Regions from separate parts of the Mus musculus genome. Here region 1 is linked to region 2. A link is a loop called in an ENCODE intact Hi-C map of the cell type or tissue named here. Cell type or tissue: left cerebral cortex. All regions are shown on one strand.

Region 1 (8,000 bases), 310 kb before region 2:
AGAGTCGGTGTTCCAGGGGCGCGCGCGCGCGCGCGCGCACACACACACACACACATACACACACACACAGAGAGAGAGAGAGAGAGAGAGAGAGAGAGAGAGAGAGAGAGAGAGAGAGAGAACACGCATCTGTGTGGGTTTATATATTCACAGGTGCACTTGCGTTCCCCTAGAGGCCAGAGGACAACCTCGGTTTCTGGATGGCCTGGAACTGGCTGAGTAGGCTAGCCTGGCTGGCCACTGAGCCCCAGTGAGTCCCAGGAAGCTCTAGTACCCCTTGCACCAGGATTGCAACACCACACCCATCATTTTCGTAACATGATTTCTGGGCAGTGGATTCACCTCTGTGCTTGCAAGTCTATCACTTTGCCAGCTGAGTTTTCTTCTCAGCCCTGTCATATCTTTTAGACGGTGTGCAATTCTTTTGTAGCTATGGTAATATCTCTTTAAGAAGAAATCCATCCCTTCCGTATTGCTATTGTGCAATACTAACCTTATCCGAATGATGTTTCCATAGGCACACAGGTCTGTTTAGGAGATGTTGGGTTGCATTGATACTTTTGTTACCAGCTTCAACACTTCTTTCTCATCATCTCGTTGCAAGCTTCAGAAGTTGAATGACACAGTCCTGCAACTACCCAGCAACTGACCTTTAGGGACCTTGAATAGAATTACTCCTGTAGAGTCAGGAGACCAATGAGGTTTTTTACCATATACAGTCTTCTACCCAAGACCATAGGGAAGCTATTTAATTCCACCCTAAAACATTCTTTTGGAATACCTAAAATCTCACATTTCAACAATACTTCAGGGAATATCCTTGTGTTATTAAAGCACAACTATAAAATGTACCTAGGATAAATTCCTAGAAGAAAACCTACTGGCCCAAAGTACGTGTTCATGCAGGAGTGAGTACATGTCCTCCAGAGCAGCAGTCTGCAGTGGCTCCATGGCTAAGAAAAGCCAGAAGATCTGCATTCTTCTTTGCATTATGGGAGACGCTGTCATAGCTGCCACAGGATCGGAAAAGTACCTGAACTTCCTCACCCTCCATGGAGTAGCCTACACTCTAGTAACAAAATGCAGGCAGCGAGAGAATAGCACATCATATTCACAAAATCTCTGTTTAAGAAATGAGAACCTTCAAAATCCAGAGAATCCCGGGAAACACGTGGCTCAAGCTGTCTTCAAACTAGCTATACATCTGAGGATGACCCCAGAACTGATACTCCAACCTTCCGAGTGTCTGGGATTACAGGTGTGCACCATCACACCTGGTCTGTGTGGTGAATGGCTGGAGGATGGCGCCCAGGGCTTTGGCATGCTCAGCACACATTCTACCAGTTGAACTCCAGCTCTAGCCTGGGAACATTATTTTAATGCTTGGATTTGATGAAGAAGGAACTGCATATATAAACATGATTGGACAAAAGGAATGTGACCTAATGGGATTAGGATGAGTGGGAGGATCTAGTGGGAGGACCTAGTGGGAGGATCTAGTGGGAGGATTTAGTGGGGGACCTAGTGGGAGGATTTAGTGGGGGACCTAGTGGGAGGACCTAATGGGAGGATCTGATGGGAGGACCCACTGGGAGGACTTAGTGGCGGGGGGGGGGTAGGGGGCTGGTGAGAGGATCTAGTGGGAGGAACTGGCAGGAATGTTTGCTTGGTGTCTCCTTGGCCCTTTGCAGCAACATTGGCCAGGTGGGGAACAAGACTCCTTCTGGCTTGAAGTTCATGTGGGATATCACCAAACAAGATGGGTCAGAAGACTTTTCAAAAATATGTAAACTTCCTCTTTTAAGAAAGACTTCTGGGGGCTGGAGAGATGGCTCAGTGGTTAAGAGCACTGACTGTTCTTCCAGAGATCCTGAGTTCAATTCCTAGCAACCACATGGTGGCTCACAACCATCTGTAATGGGATCTAGTGCCTCCTTCTGGTGTGTTTGAAGATAGTTACAGTGTACTCATGTAAATAAAATAAATATATATATATTTTTAAAGAACAACTTCTTCCTTTGGTTTTGTGTCTGATTGTTTTGCCCTTATGCATATTCACCGTGTGCTTGACTGGTGCATGGAGGTCGAAGCGGGAGTAGGATCCCATGGAACTCGAACTACGGATGGCTGTGAGTCTCCATGTGGGCACTGGGAATCCAACCTGGGTCCTCTGCAGGTTTAGCAAGTGCTCGTAACTCCTGGGCTATCTCTTCAGTCCTACAGAAAAAAAAAGCCTTAAAAAAAAAAAGAATGTTTTATGCATTGCTTGACAATGTCATACATGTCTACAATGTATCTTGATCATATTCACTTCCAGCTCCCCCCTCCTCTTAGTGCTACCTGCTGGGAAGTCGACTGACCTTCCCAGATTGATCCTGTGGGTAACCATAACTGTCGTGCCCTATCGAGAAGACAGCAGCTTACAGCGGCACTCCTCCCATTCTCCACCTCCTCTTCCACAATTCCCTGAGCTTTGTGTGGAGTGCGGTTGAAACAGATCGCCCATCTAAGGCTGAGTACCTAACAGCCACTCACTCTCTGTACTTTGTAGGTCGGAGAACTTCTTCGATAGCCAGCTTCTGCACAGAGAGGTGGGAAAGCTTCTATGTTGTTTCTGGATTTCGTGGCAGGATTTCTGGGACAGGGGTTCTACTTTCTATGGGGAAAGAGGAGTAGAGACAGGAGAGCTGAAGAAGGTTGAGAGAGGTTTTGCTTCTAAGGGTCTCTCCGTCGCTCCTCATTCAGCCCGGAGGACTTCACACCATTCCTTGAGGTATCATGGTCTGTGCCCCAGCATCTCTGCCACATTCAGAACACCTTGGACTAGAGGTAGTGAGGACATGAAGAAAGGACAGACACAGACACACATACAGAAAAGCTCGTGTGCTGTGTGCACTCAGATGGAATGGAATCAATAACTACATCAAGCCAGGACCTCAAGTATGTTTGTTAGCTACAGCACAGGGACACGTTACCTAGTCTCTGTGGGAGGAGTCTGTAGGCCAGCCGTCTCTGCAGAAGGAAGCAGCGGCTGCTAGTTTCTGTATGCACTTGTCAAACACTTGCACTTGGACGTCAGGATGGGTCTGGGCCTTGGGGTCCCTGACAGCCATGCCCATGTCAACAGTACACCTCCACTCAGGCCTCCACTCAATCAGGGCTTCCTCTGCCCCTTACACACAGCCTTTCAGCACACTTTGTTCCTGTTGCTCTGTATAATGGTCGGTTGTCACTCTGGCCATCCCTTCTTTCAATCTCTCACAGCTCCTCCTAGTTAAGCGCTTAGGACTGTGCCTTCCACCAGGGGGCGATGTCACTTTATTTATCAGGTTAAGATAATTACATCAGGGTCGTTTCAAGCCTCTGTGTGAACTGACATGTTTTACCAAAACGGAGGGAGCTAGTAGAGACAGAGAAACTGAGGCACGGGGAGGTTAAATGGCTGAATGAACATCAAGAGGCGCGTGAACGGCCACGGCCCGAGTGTGCTGACCTTGCAGAGGGACAGTCCTTACTTACATTTCTTTCCTTCCAGCTGTGAGGTCCTGTACCAGCCCTTAAGCTGCCAATCCTGAGCTCCACCTGCCTAGGCCTCCCAGAAAACAGGCAGCGCCCGACAGGAGCCATGAGCTCGGGCCCGTGGCCAGGACTAGTCTGGATGCCAGGTTTCCTTTCCCGTTTCAGCAACTTCTGTGGATCTCTGAGCGGTTCCCCCATCCCCCTCTTGGCAGTGGAGCACCACCCATGGAAGCCTGCCTGCAGAATGGAATTCAAAAGTTTGCAAAGCCAGCCTTTGCCTGTGGGATAGCCGGGCAGACGAGCCCAGAATAGCCGGCTTGGCAGAATGTTAGGGCCCCAGTGGGAGAAGACATGGGGCTGCTAATGACATGCTGTGCTCACTGGGGACCCAGTGTCTCTCTACAGCAGCCCAGGTCTCACAGCCCTTTCCCCAAACCAGAGAACAGCAGCAGGAATGATGTCACCAGGGAGAAGGAAAGAATTGCCCAGCCGGGACTGGGGAGACGCCTCAGCAGGGTGCAAGAGCACCTGCTGGACAAGCTTGGGGATGGAGATCTCAAAGGTAATCGGGTGAGGAGTGACCAACACGCACACACGCGCACACACACACATGCACACACATGCACACACACACACACACACACACACACACACTCACACACACAGACCAAAAAACATCAAACAGATACACCACATACACACATATATACACAAAAGCAAATAAATATAGCACTACAATATGTCGGGGCAGAGCATGCCCCTGTGGTAGGCTGCAGGGAGGGATGCTCCACCGTCTCTCGTGCTCTTCTCCCAGGAGCTGCCCTGGTCTGAGGAGAGAGAGCCGGTTGGGAATATGGAGGAAGCCTTTGTTGCTTGGCCCAGACACCCTTGTGTAGGTGCAGTAGCTAGGGAATTTGGGGCAGACATAGCTTACTTTGGAACTTGACAGGGAGACCCTGGAGCGGCGCTTGGTCTTGACATCTGTCCCATGTTCTCAGGATGATGACCTCTGACCCAGGCTGTGCTGATCTAGGCTCTGCTGACCCAGGCTCCACTGACCCGGGCTCTGAGTCATCTTGGGCTTCATTTGTTATGTTTTGCTTCGCCATGACCCTTGCCTGAGCCCCAGAGGGACAGCTTGAGCTAAGTGGGAAACATTCAGGTTCTGGCCGCTTGGGGTGCTTGTGGCAGTGATGGAAGGAGACCGGGAGATCTGCAAAGCATTCTCCGCCTTGCTGAATTTCCTGTCTTTCTTACAGTTTCAAAGCAGAAATGAAATTGACGACAAAGGGTTTTAGGGCCTGACAGCTGTCCAGCTCAGTGACACATAAATTCTCTTACTCCTTAGCCTTTTCGACCTGGCCCTTGTGAGTCTCTTTGGCTGTTTGCCTGCTAGATCGGGTTGTGGTTGGTGAGGGATGACACCTCTCAGACACACTCCATTCCTAATCCCATCCTGTAGAATTCTCCATGCCTCCGAGCCTTCTGACTCAGGCACCATGGGTCGTGCCCAAGGCTCCCTTTGCTGTGTTTAGTATCAAGCTGCTCCTCTCCCAGTCTCTACCTCAAAGAAAATAAACATGTCCCAATTAAGTCTCTTGGGAGATGTGGGGGCTCGGCCTAAGAGTCTGGAAGCAGGAAGGTTATACTAGTACTTATTGATATCGTAACATGTCCTATGTACCTAAACCCTTTTATTAACCATGTGAGAAGCTTCGAGTCATGGTTGCTTATCCAAAATTCCCCAAACACACCAGGGATGGTGGTGCACATATCTAACCCCAGCAATTGGGAGGATGGGTCAGAAGGATTGGTATTAGCTGAGAGCCAGCCTGGGTTACTGGGTTACTGAGGCTCTGCCACAGAGGAAAAATCAGAAAGAAGAATGGGGAGATGGCACACACACACACACACACACACACACACACACACGGTAATTCTGTTTGTTTGATTACTTATTGAGACAGTGTCTAACTGTGTATCTCTGGCTGGTCTTGAATTTGCTAAATAAACCAGGTTGGCCTCAAACTCACAGGGTTCCATCTATCTCTGCCTCTTAAGGGCTGGAATTGAATGCATGTACCAGCATACCTGGTTAATACATGCAACTGCAAAAGGAAACCAGAAACTAAAAACAGAAGCGAGCTAACCAAACCCCACCCCAAATCTCCCAAATACAAAACAACCTGAAGTCTTGGTCTCCCCGAGTTTGACATAAACTTAATAGTACAATGTGACTTGAACTGTCCTGAAACCACATGACCTTCATGTATTGCCCTGAAGAATGGTCAGGGCTGCTCCAGGTCCCCTGCATTAGCCGCTTTCTGGGAAATCTCCATCTCACTCTGGTTCATCTGGCCCAGTTGATTCCAGATTAGAGACACCGAGTCCAGCTTGGCTTTGTCCATGAGGCACCAATCCTGTGAGTTTGGAAACCAGTTGGGTGGATGCAGAACTTCCTGTTGGAATGAGCCAGCTGCGGAGTTGACCATCATCTGGTGAATCTCTAAACCTTTCTTCTGCTTTTGACCCCCAGGTTGGCATCTCAGAATTACATTAGAGAGTGCTGCTTTCCCAACCTCCATCCTAAATCCATCTTGGGTGTGTGTGTCCCTCTCCTGAGTCACATGCCCAACTGTATGAATCCTGCTGTACTGCTCTGAGCCAGGTTTTCACTAAGCTGAGTCTTCTGGGTGGGACCATGATAAAAAGCAATGCTGCATTCTCTCCTCACAAGATTTCCAAGACTCTTTGTTGACCCTGCAGCAGCCCTGGACAGGGGGTGTGGGGTTAAGGGTCCCTCTTGCTTCTGCTGCCTGCTCTCCCTGGCATCTCTACTGTGAAAGATGTTGGGGACAGAGAGACAAGGGACAGGCTGGGTCCATGTGCTGGGTGGGAAGCGGCATGTCACTTACAGGAATGAGGGGAATCTTGTCTTTGCCTTTTCCTATATAGATAACCAAGGATGCAATTTGCTCAGTCTTAGATATTTGCCAAGCAACAGGAACTCTCCTCAGGGCTGCTAGGTTGGGGCTGGCCACATCTCTGGTGGAACACATCTATGTATTCTTGAAGGCGTCCTTAAGTGCTCCGCCGGGTACCAGAGGGCCAGCAATGTCTTTCCTTCTCATGAGTTGGCACTTGGATTTGGAATTTCTGGAGAAGCCTGTGGGAATTCACAGACTTCTGCCTGACGTCAAATCCTCCCTCTTCTCCTTCCATCCTGGGCCATTCTGGGATTTGACGTCTGCCTTTCTATGCCCAGCCTTGGGAGGAGATGATGGGGGCACTGGCTTGCACCCCTTCTCTTCCCCTTTCGATTCTGTTGGCCCTTCTTTATGCTGGCACAGCAAAGAGTAGAAAAGTGCAGCCTGTTTGTTTTGCCTGGGCTATCCCAAACCAGCATCTCCTGCCTAGAGAGAGGAGGGAGGAAAGGAGGGGTGGGAGGGGGAGGAAGGGTGGGGAGGGGAGGCAGAGAGGGGAAGGAAAGAGGGAGGGAGAAAAAGAGGAGAGAGGAAGGGGTAAAGGGAGAAAAATGGAGAGAGGGAGAGAAGGGGAAGGGAGAAGGGGGGGAGATGGGGGGAGAGAAAGAGGGAGGAGGGAGAAAGGGGGAGAGGGAGGAGAAAAGAAAGGGGAGAGGAAGAGGGGGAGAAGGGGGGAGAGAGGGGGAGAGGGAGGGGGAGGGAGAAGGCGCTCTCAGAGTCTGATGTCACCAGGGTAGTTTCATATCTCAGTTCAGATCCTCTCTCTTTTAGAGTTGTAATAAGATCCCAGAGCAAGCTTTCTGACTCAGTGTTTGGGGATGGAGGCTAGGAGGGACTGATCTGTAGAAGCCTGGGACATGATCCCCACAGGAGGAGACTCACGAGGGCATGTGTGTAAGATTAAGGAATGTCCAGAGCAGAGTGCTGGCCCAGCACCACACTCCAGGGCTTCACTGGAGGACCTGGACCCTCCAGATGCTGCCTGCCCACCTTTGCCTCATAGGGTTCTCTAGACTCTTAGCAACTGAGTGATCCCCTTCCAATACATACTTGCATGAACACACAACCTGCCATTTTGCTACAAAGGAATCATGGATACCAAATTTACCCTCGGTCCCTGGAGTACAAGTAGCCCTGATGGCAAGGGTCTCAGATGGGACCACTGCTGGGACTCACACACCTAAATCAATGCTCCTACCACCAATTGAGATTCTCTGCCTTTTTGCAGGTCTCTGTCCTGCATGGAATATCCTCGTCCTGGGCTCACAGCCACCTTCACATCTGGAAAGACCTCTAGATAAACAGAAGCGTCCACCTCCATCCCCTTCTAGCCTGTGCCAGCTCCCTGGGGCGTCCAGAAGTAGGGACAGCCAGTCAGCCAGCCAGCCAGCCGGGCACACACACAGTTAATTCTTGGCGGCTGCTGTTTGGATAGAAAGCACTAGGAGCGGTCTAGGCTCCTCCACAACTCACATCTGGCTGGGGTTGGCGCTTTGT
Region 2 (8,000 bases):
TGCATGTATAGTGTGTGTTCATGTGCATGTGTGTACTATACACATTCCGCATGTGTATGTGCTATACAGTGTATACATGTATGTGCATCATATGGACCACTGTGCAGAGTGTGTATTTTGTTCATATACATTCCTCTGCATCGATGTTCTATGCAGGTATGCACACATATGTGCATGTATACTCCATATGTTATGTTAAATGCAGTGTGTACATATATACTCAATGTGCACACGTACATATATACTCAATGTGCTCTATGCAGTGTGTGTGCACACATGTATGCATATATACTCAATGTGTATGTTCTATACAGTAGGTACATATTTGTGTATGTTCTATACAAGTGTGTGCATGTACACTCCATAGGATACACCATGTGATAAGTACATATACATACTCTTATTGTGTGCCTGGGTACATACATTGTGTATATGATACAATGTGTACACATATATTCATACATACATACATACATGTTCATAAGTGTGTGTGCTTGTTTGTGTATGTTAGTAGGCATCCTGACCACACAGGCTTCTCAGACCCAAGGCTCCCATATAGACAACAACCAGGGGCTCTGCTGTCAGCTGGGCTTAGAATGCCATACTGTGTGCTGACAGGATCTTTCTAGAATCTTCAAAGCATTCCGGCACAGCCATGGCCAAGTCAGGTTCAAGGTATCAGAGAACTCCCTCGGTGGCTCTTTGGGGGTCAGTCCTAGCTCAGGGAACCAGTGGTCCTGCCTCACACCACAGTGAACTAGTTTCAGCTGGATCCAGCTCTGCCTACACTCCTTCCTTAGCCACCAAAGCTGAGCACTTTTTAAAGAGATTTATTTTAGACATTCTTCCCTTCAGACCTGCGGGATTTATGCTGACTGCAAGCGTCTGCCCTTGCATGCCCAGCAGGTAGGTGAGTACACTCCTTCCCACCTGCAGCTTGCTGCCCCAGCATGGCCACACTGGATGGCATCTCCTGCCAGGTGCCCTGCAGCTGCCAAAGCTTCTGCCCAAGCATAGCTTCCAGCAGTCTCTGAACCCCGCTCATAACTTCTCTCCCCACTTATCTGACAGCTGCTGTCACCTGACCCACCTTAATCTCCTTCCAGGCCTGGGGAGAGCTTCTCCTGGCTCTGCCCAGCAGCCAGGCCCTTTAATCCTTTTAGTTGTGAACCTCGCTGCCTCTCTTCTTGCATTTCAAAGGAGGCCCTGGCCTGGAGTGTGTTGTCCATTTGTGTCTGTGCATGGCCCCATGTCCACACAGACAGGAGGAGACGTGACACCCAGAATCCCCAGGCATCTCTCAAGTAGGCTCTCAGGATGTTGTGGCAAGGATTTGCAACCTTGCAAACAGGATGCTTCCCTGGACCGATTTCGCTCCAGTCTGAGAGCCACTGAGAGCCTCCAGTTAGCCTGAGTTCCTTGTCACTCTGAGGGAGAGGCCACTCTGCCTCTTCGTTTGTTCTCAAAGCTAATCCCCACCCCCTGCTGCCACTGTCTCTACAGCAGCTTCCCCTCCACCAGCTGACACCCCAATTCCTCCTTGTCTTCTTGAGGTGCGCGTGCAGGGCTGGGTTTCTGACCTGGCCTCAGGCTGGCATTGGGGGAAGAGAGAAGAAGGCATGGGGAATAATTCCTACCCAAGGTGGGGTCAAGAGAGATGTGACCGAGCCAGAGCCACCACCCACATGGTTGTCACCTGCACTTAGGGCTCCCTGTGTCCTATCAGCCACATTCCAACTGCCCCTCAGCCCAGCTCCCCCCCCCCTCATTTCTTCAACGTTGGCTCCACCAGCTACCAGCTGCCCCGTCCAACTCAGGGACCTGCCTCCAGATTCAACTCAAGGGTATCATAGGTACCAGCTCACCTACTCCAGAAGTCACCCTGACCCTCACATTACATGGAGATCAAGAGATTTCTGCTAGAAATAGAGGGGGGCTGTGGTTCCTGCCCCTGCTGCTGCTGTCTTTTGGGAAAAGAACCAACCATACAGACAGACAGACAGACAGATAGACACAAGTGGCTGAGAGGAGCGCGTGAGAGTCTGAAGAGCGTCTGGTTCTCTCCTCTCCTCCCTGCTCCTCCCAGGCAGTGTTAACAATACGATGAGCCTCCGCTCCCCCCGACACCACTCAGCTCCTAGGAGGTACAATGTAGATAAATGTTTTGCAAGAAATTGGAAAAATGAAGTTGGAGATATGATGGTTTGGGGGACCCCAGAGATGAGAAGCCCACACTCACATACACCAAGGCTGGATTTTTTTCTCTAATACAGCCCCCACCCCTCGGTCCTGTAGGCCCCTGGTTCCCATTCTGAACTTGAGGTTTCATTGCTGGCTGCGTATAGATATGGGTCTCCAGCTTACAGCACTGGGCGTGGGGTGGGGGTGGGCGGACTCTACACCCTGGGACTCTGTGGATACACACAGCAGCAGACTCACTCATTAGAGTATTTAAGAGAGGCCCTATTAATAAGTATGTCATCACTCCCTGCTTGCCTCTGAGGGCTCCATCCCAAGGGAGTTGTTGAGACATCCAAGCCACTGGCTTTGGTCCCAGGGTGTCACTCTCTCTGCCTGGGATACATGGTTCACATTTCTGACAGTTCTGTGGTAGGACAATCCCAGGCTGGCCACCAGGCTTGGGAGCCTCCCGCCTGCATCACACAGGTTGGTTGGCTCAGGGGTGGAAGAGAATAACTTCAAAGGAGAGAGAACAGGTGGGGCAGGAGGCCAGCTTTGATCCTGAAGGGCTGGGAACTCATTTCTCCATGTTACTAAGACACAGTCGCACATAGCTGAGGGGAAAGTGGTTGGCGACCATTAAAGCCTGTGGTAGGGGGAGCTGGAGGTAGGGTAGGCTCAGGGAGGGGATGCATTCATCCAGAGAGTGGTGTGGCCCTTGGACTTCCGAGTTCTGTACCCAGAGGCCTCGTCAGTAACATACCGCTTCGTACCTCCGCCTTAGTCTGGTATTCATTCAGGTAAACTACAGCACTGCATGACTGATTTTTTAAATTTTTAATTAAAAAAATTAAATGTATTATTAATTTTTTTGAGACAGGGTCTTACTATGTAGCTCTCTCTCAGAATTCACTCTGAAGCCCAGGCTGGCTCAGACTCAGAGATCTGCCTGTGTCTACCTCCTGAATGGTAGGACTAAAGATGTATGTCTCTACACCAGGGTTCATGTGGGATTCTTAAAACACTCTTGCCTGGGCTGTGTGGTCGGGTGGTCTTGCTGCTACTTTCATTGGCCCGTCCTCTCTACCTGCTGCAGTGCCTGAGGGTAGAGAACTACCAAGGCTTTGCAGGGTACACTTGTCAGTTTGCCCTCTAGGGGCAATCCTTCCAGCATTGCCCCCTTTAACCAGCAGGGGCTAGCTCAGGGTGCACCCAGGCAATGGGGAGCTACAGGGTGTGTGTGTGTGTGTGTGTGTGTGTGTGTGAAGTGTTAGGAACCCCTGGAAAGAGAAGCTTCTCACGGGGAGGCATCTTCTCACTCAGATGCCAGGGTGAGACACCTCTTTTCTAGCATGGAGGGAGATTTTCAGACCTCATAATCTCCAGCCAATTACACTACCTGCTCCCCTCCTCTTCATGCTCCCAGTAGGCTCCTCCACGTCCCTTTGGTGGTCAGTGAAGGATGGGGGGGGCGGTGTGTGTGTGTGTGTGTGTGTGTGTGTGTGTGGCCTGTGACTCTTCTATCAGTTCCCCCCTTCATCTCTCAGACTGGCCCTGGTTGGTTTTCGTGGACGTCAGTCTTCAAATCTCCAGCCTTGATCTTTTACACTGCCTCCAGCCTAACATCCACATTCCCCAGCAGAGCCACTGGGTGGCGCCACAGCGCCCTCCTCTCACCCTCACCTCCTGACCCTGGGTAACAAGCTGTCTGGAAGAAATGCTGGAGGGGAAGAAAGGAAGCAATTTAGACCCAGCACACATGGACTAGGGCTCCGGCTCCTGTGACTGAGGGGGACCTGGAGGTGATTTAACTTTCTTGGGCCTCGGTTTCCTCTTGTTAATTATGATGTCATATATAGCCCCCTTGTATCATGTTAAGGTTCAAGTTTATAACCAGACTGCCAATAAGATAGCCATGCATGGTGCTGCTTTTAATCTGACTCTAACTGACCACACCGTGTGAGCTGACATAGGAATAGACACAAGGCTATACGCATGCCAATATACCGTGCTTGCATGTGAGTTGGAGTTGAGGAACATGGAGACACGTGACGATCATTATGCAAGTATTTGAGGTGCCACACCGTGCTGTGCATCTCAGATTCACGACCTGTAATAGAAGCCTGGCCTGACCAGCTCTGGGCTTTGGATTCCTGGATCCCAAGCTCTTTTGCAGCAGTTTGCAGAGGATGTCTGCTGCCCCCTGGTGGAAGATTCTTTGCATAGCAGTGCTCCCATCAAGGCCGCTGAGGAGCAGGCTTCCCGCTTGCTGCCTCTGATTTTCACCTCAGTCTGCAACAGCAGTTGTTGTGAGTCGTGGCAATCCTTGTCAGGACAGGATGAGAGTTTGGCCGAGATAAATGGGACATGGACACTCCATCACGTCATTTCTCCCACCCCCTTAAGAGCAGCTGTTGGCCAGTCAGTGCTCAGTGGGCAGCGGCTGTCAAAGCTCTGCTTATGGCTTAGCAGCTGAAGAGGTTGCTATTCCCACTCTGCACCCTGATCTTGACCCTGGGCGCGGCATTTAACCCTCAGACCATCACAGGGCTGCGACCACATTGAAGCAATCGCTGTTCTTATTCTTAAACTGAGCCCAGGACCCCACTCCCTGCGGGTACCTGGACCCATGAACCAGCTGGTGTTTTGTGGCTAGCAGCCAGGCTAATCTTCCCATCACTTCTGCTGGGATACAGTCGGACTAACCTTCCCATCCATTTCAGGGCAGGGACTGCCATGTGACTTGCTTTGGCCAATGACGTGGCAGTGGGCGTGTTCTACTTCTAAGGGAAGTTTGCAGAACCAGAAAGCGGGGTGAACACTTTCCTCTGCCTACCAGCTGCCAGGCGTTTGCTTTATGAGCTTGGGCACTGGAGTGTGGTCACAGCGGGCCAGATTGAGGCCAGCAATCCACAGTGCCATGAGCCAGATATGAGCTAAGCTTATGGAACTTATTTGGAGTTGTTAGTGAGCACATCAGGGGACCTGCTGACGGATCCTTTACCCAGCTTCTCCGAGTAAAACCCAGTTCCTTCTCACAAACATAAACTTATTATATAATGTGCACCGCATCTGATGTGAGCAGCAGAAAAAATTAACAAGTCCAAGGTACTTTCCTGTGAACACTTGGAATCTCTAATGAGACGGATTTGGGGTTCGTAGTTACATGGTAACAGTAAAGGAGACTGGGGTCACTCCTCCTGCAATGCCCCCACTCCTACTTCTGTTCAACTTGTTTCTTAGAAGACCAAAGATGAGTCATGTCAAGAAGGGAACTGAGCCAGCAGTGCAGTTGCACGGTACACAACGCCACCTGGTGGTATTAACTGGCACAGACTGGTGCCCAGACAGCTGGCAGGGTCAGAATTGCCTGCACATAGATTATATGCAGACAGATCCTTCTGCTGGCGGCATGAACACCCGAGAAGAGGACAGAAGGCACTGGGTGGAGAGTCAGCAGGTGGGAAGAGGTCAGCATCACTTAGAGCTGTGGGAGCAGCCTACAAAGCCAGCCTTGTTGTCACTGAGACAGGAGGTTGGTGCAGAAGGTATCCTAGAACCAAGCCCGATTCCATCACTGGGACAGTGGGTCCCCAAGGCACAAGTGGCAGACACTATCAGGAAATCAGATCTCTACTCCTCTTCCTCTAGGTGCTAGGCTGAGGAGGAGGAAGCTCTGCCTGTTTCTGTGTACACTCCAGGCCTGAGAGGTGGTATACAGACCTCCCAGTGGAAAGAGTAAATAAAGGAGATGCACAGGACACATGTCTGCAGTACAAGGTAGCCTGCTCCAAGAGGCCTGGTCAGAGCTTTGCCACCTTGCCACGGTCATTCTCCAAGTCACTCAGCATCCATCCAAATGAAACAATCGCCCACGTGGGCTTTCCCTCTCATCTCTGCCACTTCTCCAAAGTGAGCCACACCCCCACTGCTGGGCTGTTAAGAGCACCGTATCACCACCCGCTAAGGCAGTGCAAAGTCAATGAAGACAAATCAGAGAAAAGCAGTGCAAGGACCTGGGAGCTTGACTTGTGTTCAGATGAGAGAGCCCGGGAAGAGCCATGGACCACACAACACTACAAGCAAGTTTGAGGAAGGAGGTGAGATCTTAGCAGATGCTACACAGAGAAGACAAAGCTCAGGAGCTGAGAAGAACTTTCTAGAACACCCTCAAGAATCAACATGAGAAGTGTCATGGCCACAGACATTCACTGGGCTGACTGACAGACCAGGCTGTCACAGCAGACCCACGTCTGAGCCTCACACAGGCTCTGCTGATCCCAACCTCAAGGGTTATCACCAGACGTCCCACGGTCTGAATTCACCTCAAAGGTGACAACCTCTGATCCTGCTCAATGGGTGCATTCCAACATGCCGACCCCTGCAAGCACAATGACATAGCAATGGCAAGTCCCTTGGAAAGTTCCAGAACCACGATCCAGCTAGTGATGGACAGAAACCGGCTCTGAGAAGCCCTGAGAGAAGCTGAGTCCTGAGTGAACACTGCCAGGCGTCCCCTCCCAGAGAGACATTGCTTGGATCTTATTCTTCTTGGAGTGGCTGGATCTGGCTCTGGGGTCCACACATCTGGCGATGCTGAGCCAAGTGGGGGCAGCAGAGAGCTACTTAGAGCATAGCTGGGGGGGAGGGGAGAGCAGGGAACTAGAGGTATCCTGGTTAGGTTTTTGTCAACTTGACACAAGCTAAAGTTGTCTAAGAGGACATCAGCTAAGAAAATGCCTTATCTCGGGAGGCAGAGGCAGGCGGATTTCTGAGTTCAAGGCCAGCCTGGTCTACAGAGTGAGTTCCAGGACAGCCAGGGCTATACAGAGAAACCTTGTCTTGAAAAACCAGAGAGAGAGAGAGAGAGAGAGAGAGAGAGAGAGAGAGAGAGAGAATGCCTTATCAGACTAGCCTTTGGGGAATTTCCTTCATTGATGATTGGCAGGGAGGGCCCCGCCCACAGTGGGTGGGCTACCTTTGGGCAGGTGGTCCTAGGGTGTATGAAAGTACAGGCTGCACAAGGCAGTAAGCTGCAGCCCTCCACTGGCTCCTGCGTTGGCCCCTGCCTTAAGCTCCTGCCCTGACTTGTCTTCACAATTCTGTAAGAAGTAAGCTGAAATAAACCCTCTTTTCCCTACTTGCTTTTGGTCGTAGTGTTTATCACTGCAACAGAGAACACCTGGGACCATCTGACGGTAAAGATGGGGAAGAGAAAGGAGGAGAGGAAGGGAGAGGAGGGGAGGGGAGGGGAGGAGGAAAGAGGGAAGAAAAGGAAAGGGGAGAAGAGAGGAAGGGAGGGGAGGAGAGGGGAACAGAGGGGAGGGGAGGAGGGAGGGGGAGACAGGAGGAGAGGAGAGGAGGGGAGGGGAGGGGAGGGGAGGGGAGGGGAGAGAAAAGGAGAGGAGGGGAGGGGAGGGGAGGGGAGGAGAGAGGAGGGGAGGGGAGGGGAGGGGAGGAGAGAAGATGCTGCCTCTCTTTCCTGGCTCCCCTGGCACCAGTAGGGTACTGATGTATGCGGAACCAGATGGCTAAAGGAGCTGGGTTCTGCAGGGGGAAGGTATTCCCGAGCCTGTGCACTCTGCTTCCCCAGGATGGGATTCGGTGGTGGGTGAAGCTAGGGGGATCTAGAGATCTGGGATACAGAGAGACCTAGGAAAGCACGGGGCCTCCCCCAGGAAGGTGGTGAGGCTCTGGCTTGAGAAGATGTCTTGATCCCTAGCAGTCAGAGTACCAGGCACAACCTTCCCCAAGACTGTTGCTTTCCCATTCCACAAAGGGAGACATGGAGGCGCATGTCCAATGCCAAAGTAGAAGCA

Evidence for each region. Peaks named below come from ENCODE experiments on the same cell type or tissue, not always from the same donor. Only the 100,000 strongest peaks of a DNase experiment are listed, where the experiment ranks them.
Region 1: a loop joins it to region 2, with 6 times the contacts of the local background. A loop is called at or near these places in 6 of 42 quality-filtered maps.

Annotation. Positions count from the first base shown.
Region 1 is chr11:118,420,158-118,428,157 of GRCm38, forward strand. It overlaps Gm35598 (a long non-coding RNA gene), which reads right to left. Exons shown (of 3, transcript XR_880340.2): 1 at 7,977-8,000; 2 at 2,536-2,656; 3 at 2,004-2,234. Among named protein-coding and RNA genes, the nearest start is that of Gm35598, 4.2 kb to the right of the region's middle. In left cerebral cortex, CTCF peaks have their summits at 3,307 (motif pointing right) and 4,699; DNase peaks (open chromatin) are centred at 3,330, 3,683 and 6,691; H3K4me3 peaks cover 400 bases; H3K27ac peaks cover 357 bases.
Region 2 is chr11:118,734,686-118,742,685 of GRCm38, forward strand. The region is part of intron 2 of Rbfox3 (RNA binding protein, fox-1 homolog (C. elegans) 3); the gene reads right to left. Among named protein-coding and RNA genes, the nearest start is that of Gm11750, 47 kb to the right of the region's middle. In left cerebral cortex, CTCF peaks have their summits at 3,320, 4,392 (motif pointing left), 5,500 (motif pointing left), 6,768 and 1 weaker place; DNase peaks (open chromatin) are centred at 3,855, 4,410, 4,970, 5,464 and 4 more places; H3K4me3 peaks cover 296 bases; H3K27ac peaks cover 2,253 bases.